Linked DNA regions of Homo sapiens: region 1 is linked to region 2. The links are chromatin contacts, found by Hi-C or POLR2A ChIA-PET in ENCODE. All regions are on one chromosome and are shown on one strand. Each heading gives the region's core, a stretch centred on a gene start or an enhancer-like site at or near the end of the contact. The rest is flanking DNA. Distances are from core to core; before and after follow the strand shown. Region 1 holds the start of STAG1 (STAG1 cohesin complex component). Region 2 holds the start of TMCC1 (transmembrane and coiled-coil domain family 1).

The links. Hi-C counts contacts between places; a loop is a spot of excess contacts on that map. ChIA-PET counts read pairs that join two places held with the same protein, here RNA polymerase II (POLR2A). Pooled maps may share reads with other maps.
Region 1: a map of naive thymus-derived CD4-positive, alpha-beta T cell shows a loop between it and region 2 (14-fold over the local background). The contact joins the promoter of STAG1 here to the promoter of TMCC1 in region 2. A Hi-C loop is called at or near these places in 1 of 168 maps with a recorded cell type or tissue (naive thymus-derived CD4-positive, alpha-beta T cell) and 6 of 50 pooled maps. POLR2A ChIA-PET finds 5 or more read pairs at or near these places in 1 of 52 experiments (endothelial cell of umbilical vein).

The regions. Positions count from the first base shown.
Region 1 is chr3:136,750,956-136,753,655 of GRCh38, forward strand. STAG1 (STAG1 cohesin complex component) reads right to left here and starts at 1,423. Exons shown (of 34, transcript NM_005862.3): 1 at 1,240-1,423. STAG1-DT (STAG1 divergent transcript) reads left to right here and starts at 1,716. Exons shown (of 1, transcript NR_185911.1): 1 at 1,716-2,700. RefSeq lists silencers at 747-1,126, 1,447-1,676 and enhancers at 868-1,799, 1,687-2,006, 1,800-2,700.
Region 2 is chr3:129,892,302-129,895,001 of GRCh38, forward strand. It overlaps TMCC1 (transmembrane and coiled-coil domain family 1), which reads right to left and starts at 1,410. Exons shown (of 7, transcript NM_001017395.5): 1 at 1,193-1,410. It overlaps TMCC1-DT (TMCC1 divergent transcript), which reads left to right and starts at 1,570. Exons shown (of 3, transcript NR_037893.1): 1 at 1,570-1,626. RefSeq lists enhancers at 1-784, 785-1,576 and a silencer at 938-1,667.

The DNA of each region.
Region 1 (2,700 bases), core at 173-2,672, 6.9 Mb after region 2:
GCAATTTTCTTAAAACACGAGGAAAACTAAAATGTAGAGTCATTCAAATTCCAGATAAGTTACAAATCACACAACTTTGTGCCAATTCAGATACTTTCTCAAGTAAACACTATTTTTGCGAAGATGCAAGTCTTTCTAGTCAGAATCACGAGAATAAACTCTATCCATCTTAACACCAACTTTAACAGCAAATAATTTTTTTTTATGACAAATTGCGTTTTTTTTTTTTGTTTTTTTTTTGTCTGTAAGTGTCCAAAACTATCCTATGACTTATACTCCCGGAGCACGATTCCCTGCAATGTGAAGAGAATCGACAGATAACATTTCAAATGTGGGTAGATGGGGGTGACGTGACAATCCTAAAACCTGAAAATTTCTTAGTACCCATACCATACAAGAAGAACCCAGTTCGGACCCTGCAAACGGGGCTCAGGTCCAACTCCAAGCACTCTAGTTTCCCACCCCGCCCCCACCTCGAGAAAGGAGGGAAAACAACTTTTATTGGCCTCGTCTCTCAGGGGACTGGCAAACTAGCGGGGCAGTGCTTAGGCCTGGACACGTTTCACAAGGAGGCCCCCGTCGGGGGCTGAGAGGGCAGATAGCTGGAAAGCCCAGCATTGATGCATCTCCCCCAGCCGCCACCCCGCTGCCCCACCCCGCCAACAAGAAGCCTGGGCCAGCCGCCCCGCCGAGCGACCCCCCAGGCCCCTCCGCTGAAATGAACTCGTTGTCATGTGACGCCGCCGCCGCTAAAACACCGCAGAAACGCAGGTCGGCAGGCGGCGGAAGGCATTCGCGCCAGCCCGCGTCGGCCCGGCCCCGCTGGGCGCGGGCGACTCCCGAGAGCCCGGGCGGGGGGGGGCGGAGGGCGGGCTTGGCGGCGGGCCCGAGCGCGCCACAAAGGCTTCCGCGCCTGTCGCCGTAGTGCCCGGGCGGGCGGGGGCAAAATTTTTGGTGCCCGCGGGAGGGGTGGCAAGCGACGAAGACGCCGGGGTGCCCACCGCGCCCACAGACGTCTCTCCGGGCACTCGGACGGCCCACGACCGCCGCACCCCGCACAGGCCCGCGCGGCCTCCCTCCCCCGCACGGGGCCCGCGCCCGGCCCGCCCGCTCGCCGCTCGCGCTCTCTCGCTCTCGCCCGGCCTCCATCTTGGATCGGCGCTTCCAGCCCCCGCGCCGCTGCCGCCGCATTCCCCCTCTTTCCCGCCCCCCGCCGCCGTCGCCGCCGCCCGCACTCACCTCAGCTGCCCATCCGGGCGCCGCCGACCATCGACCTAGTTTCCCCCCAAAAGTCTCCGGTGTGTTATTCCCGATGTGGGGGGGTTGTTACGGGGTGGTCGCCGGGGGTTCGGGAGCGGGGGCCGCGCCTTCAACGGAGCTGCAATCCTAACCCGCCATCTGGTGGCATTTTCCACACGCCAATGGCGCCGCTGCAGACTTGGGTCCGGACCGCCCTCTGCTGGCCGCGGTGCTCACTGCCTTGCTGACGGGACGGGCCTGCCCGGAAAGGGGAGGGAGCTGAGGCGCGAGCTAGGGGCCGCGGCAGGGGCGCGCGCAAACGCTTTCCAGTGGGGATTGCGCGCACGCGCACCAGCGGGGCGGGAAACGTGGCCGCTGCGTGGCGGCCCCGCCCCCACACGGAGCGCTCGCGCAGTTCAGCCAATCGCGAGAGGCGTAGGCTTCTGGATAAGGGCGCTGTGGACGGTTCTTGGGCCGCCCGCGGCTGGCGGAAGGACGGCCACGGTGGCGCCTGCGCGTCCGGCTCGCCGAGTTGCCGCCCGCCATTTTTGGAGCTTCTTGGAGATCTAGGCAGGAACCCGCCCCGGGTTCCTTCACCGAGGCTCCTCCCTAGGTCTCAGGGCCGGCGCTTTCCTCTGTTCCCGCCCGGCTCCTGCTGCCCCCATCCGCAGCTCTCGAGACGCCCTGCGGAAACCCGAGGGTGAGGCCGCGCAGATCCCTGCTCCTACTTGGATTTAGCAAGGGCCTCAGAGCTTAGCATTGTATTCGCGATTTACGGCTGACAAGCGCTTTCACCAGGCAAGAGTGAAAAGGTTTCAAAAGGACTATTGGGGACTTCCCTCGCCATTAATCTAGACGAAACACCGCCGGCCCTAGGCCGATTGGCGTCATCCTGCCTCTGTAAAGCACATCTTTCCGTGGTGTCGGCTTTGCATAAGGCGGCAGCATTGGCTAGTTTGTGAGAGGAGAATATAACTAGACTGAGAAGATAGACTCAGCTGTGAAAGTGGATTTCTCCCTCCACAACCTAGGACTACTTTCAGTAGCTCTGAAATACACATGAGAATCTTAGCCTTCTAGATGCCAAAAGAGAAATAATCAGTAAGGTGAAATCATTAACAAACTATTTATGTTTAACGTCGCCTCTTCCCTGATCTCCACCTGCCCGTCCGTGGCCATGGATCCCTACCTTTCACCTGCTTACAACTTTTCACCACAAAAGTGAATCCTTACTCTCCTGGATCATTAGCCCCATATATGACTAACTTCTCTATCGCTATAGCCAACTCTATTTCAGTATGGAATCGCTCAACTACTTTATAGTCTTAAGGGCCTGTCTCCAGTAGGTTACCCCTATTTGTGTTTTCTCTCTCAAGGGTTTGCAAGATGTGTGGCTTTTCGCTGGAGGAAGTCATAACTGACCAGATTGGATATGAATTCGTGACTGGACTCCTACTTATA
Region 2 (2,700 bases), core at 160-2,659:
TGATTGCAAAAAAATACAAGCCAACTCTGTTGGTAGAGGACAGGGTTATTAAGTTAAAATCCCATCTATAAGCATCGTTTTGTCACATGACACTAGTAAAACTACCACCTACTCACAATTTGAGTTTCAATCTCCTAATATACAGAGAAAAAAATGTATCTACCTCCTGGAACAAATCAAAGTTTTGTTTTATTTTAAAGCAGCTATCTGATATTTATGCCCTGGATTTTTTTTTTTTAAGAACAGAATAAGCTAATTTAGGAATTCACACCTTTCGTAGAGATGCTTATGGTACAGGTACCTCTGACGGCTAGGCTCTACCAACACTAACGTGTAACGTGTCACAAAAGCCAACGGGCGTTGCGGGGGCCGGGGGTAGCCAACAGCTCAAGTGGGCTGCTTCACTCCGTGGCAGATTCACCTGGGGATTCCTCACCAAGAATGTTGTTAAGGGACGAACCAAACCAACCACAAATGATACCCCTTTACCGAGGCTGAAAAAGCAGAGATTCGCAAGCTATAAACGAATCTCTGGCCCTTTAGGGAAGGTGCAACTCGCTGCACCTCTTTCCCCTATCCTACAGGGGTTAACAGGGGGCATCCTGAGGCCGAGACCAAGCCCAGCCAGCTCCTCCTCACATCCCACCTCCCACTACATATTCTCCCCAGTACGCCGGGCTCCCTCCTCCCCTCGAAAGACAGTTCAAAATCAAAACAATAGGTGCAAAACTGGTTTCAGGTGGAAATGGCTGAGTCCTGGTGGCTAACTTCTGGGACGCCATGGCGATCGAGGGCTCCTAAAACCCCAGATTCCGACGGGAACCGGCTCCTAAACAGTCCCTCGGGCCTCGGCCCGACTTCTCACACGCCCCTCCCTCACCTCGGCCCTGGGATGCTGGGAAGGGAACGAGGCGAGGGGCTGGAGGGGAACCCCAGGTCAAAATGACAGCGGAATGAGCCGGGAAAGGAAAGAGGCCCCGTGGGATGCTGGGGGTCGAGTCCTAGGCCCGGGGCTTCAACCTCGAACGGGGGCGACGGCAGGTCCCAGCCCCGACAGGCCGCGAGCGGGAGGCCAGGCCCGCGTCCGCTGCGCCGCCAGGCCACGCTCCCTCACGACTGTCCCCACCCACCGCGGAGGGCCGTGAGGGGGCCGCGACCGCCGCCAGCGTCCGGGGCGGGGGCGCTCACTCACCGGCGGGGAGGGGAGGAGCAGCCGGCGTCTCCGCCAGCGCCGTCGCTCGAGCTCAAGCGCCTGCTCCTTCCACTGCGGCCGCCGCACCCGGTCCATCCCCCACAACCACCCCCCCCTCCCGACCCTCCCCCCGCGCCGCCTCAGCCGCCGCCGCCTCAGTCACCGCCACCGCCGCCGCCGCCTCAGCCCCGGCGCGGGAGGGCGAACCGGCGCGAGAGAGCGAGCGCGCGCGCGCCCCCGCCACAGCCGCCACCGCCCACAACCTCCGCCCCCGGCCGGCGGCGCACGCGCAAGGGAGCGGGCGGACGGGCGCGCGCACGCCGCAGGGGCGGGGATGGGCCCTGGAAGGCGTGGCCCCTCCCCTAGCCCGCCTTCCCACGCGGTCTCTGGGCTGGTTGAGCTGCGCCGCTGCAGGTAGTGCTGAGTTGCTCCAGGTAAGCTCCTCCTCTCAAAAAGCTCTAGGAACCGAGCCACCCTCGCCCTAGGAGCAACGCCCCTGAGTAATATGGGGTTTCGTCGGATTTCTGCCCGCCGCTCTGGATCACACGTTTGTTCTCCCTATTTGAGTCGCAAGGCCTTCCTTCATTCCACCTAGCAGGCTGCTTGGAAAAGGGCAGAGACTCATTACTTTGCACCAGGTATTACCACTGAAGGGATTGTAAGCAGCCACCAGCCCATCCCTTTATAATTCCCATTTTCCTAATTTATTTTATTTTTATTACTTATGTAATGAGGCTTCTTCCGTGTTCAAGGAGCTGGGAGTACCATATGGGGTCAACGGAGTCCCTGGTCTCATGAAGTTTGAGATCTGGTGGAGAAGGAAAACATTCATGGGAGAATCAGACAAAATTAAGTTTTCAATTAGTAAAAATCTTCTGAGAGGTATATGGTACTAAGAGAATCTTTATGGGGGAATTGATTTAGTTGAGGATGAAGAGGGTAGAATCTGAGGAATTGAGTTGGGAGGAGTTAGTTGCTCCAAGGGGTGAGGTCTTGGCATGGCCAGAATGGGGAGCGCTAAAGAATATTGAATGTGGAGTAGACTGCGAGTGTGGGAAGAGGTAGGCGAGAACAGGTGAGGATTGGGGACCTATTTATTTATTTATTTATTGAGACAGAGTCTCACTCTGTCACCCAGGTCACCCAGGCTGGAGTGCAATGGCTCGATCTCAGCTCACTGCAACCTCCGCCTCCTGGGTTCAAGCGATTCTCCTGTCTCAGCCTCCGGAGTAGCTGGACTACCAGCGCACGCCAGCGCACCTGGCTAATTTTTGTATTTTTAGTAGAGATGGGGTTTCGCCATCTTGGCCAGGCTGGTCTGGAACTCCTGACCTTGTGATCTGCCCGCCTCGGCCTCCCAAAGTGCTGGGATTGCAGGCATGAGCCACCACACCCGGCCGGATTTGGGACTTTAATCTGAGTGCTTGGTAGAAGCTATTCAGGTTTTTTTCAGCAGGGTTGCAGGGGAAATAACTTGATCATTATGTCTGTTTTTTGTTTTTGAGAGG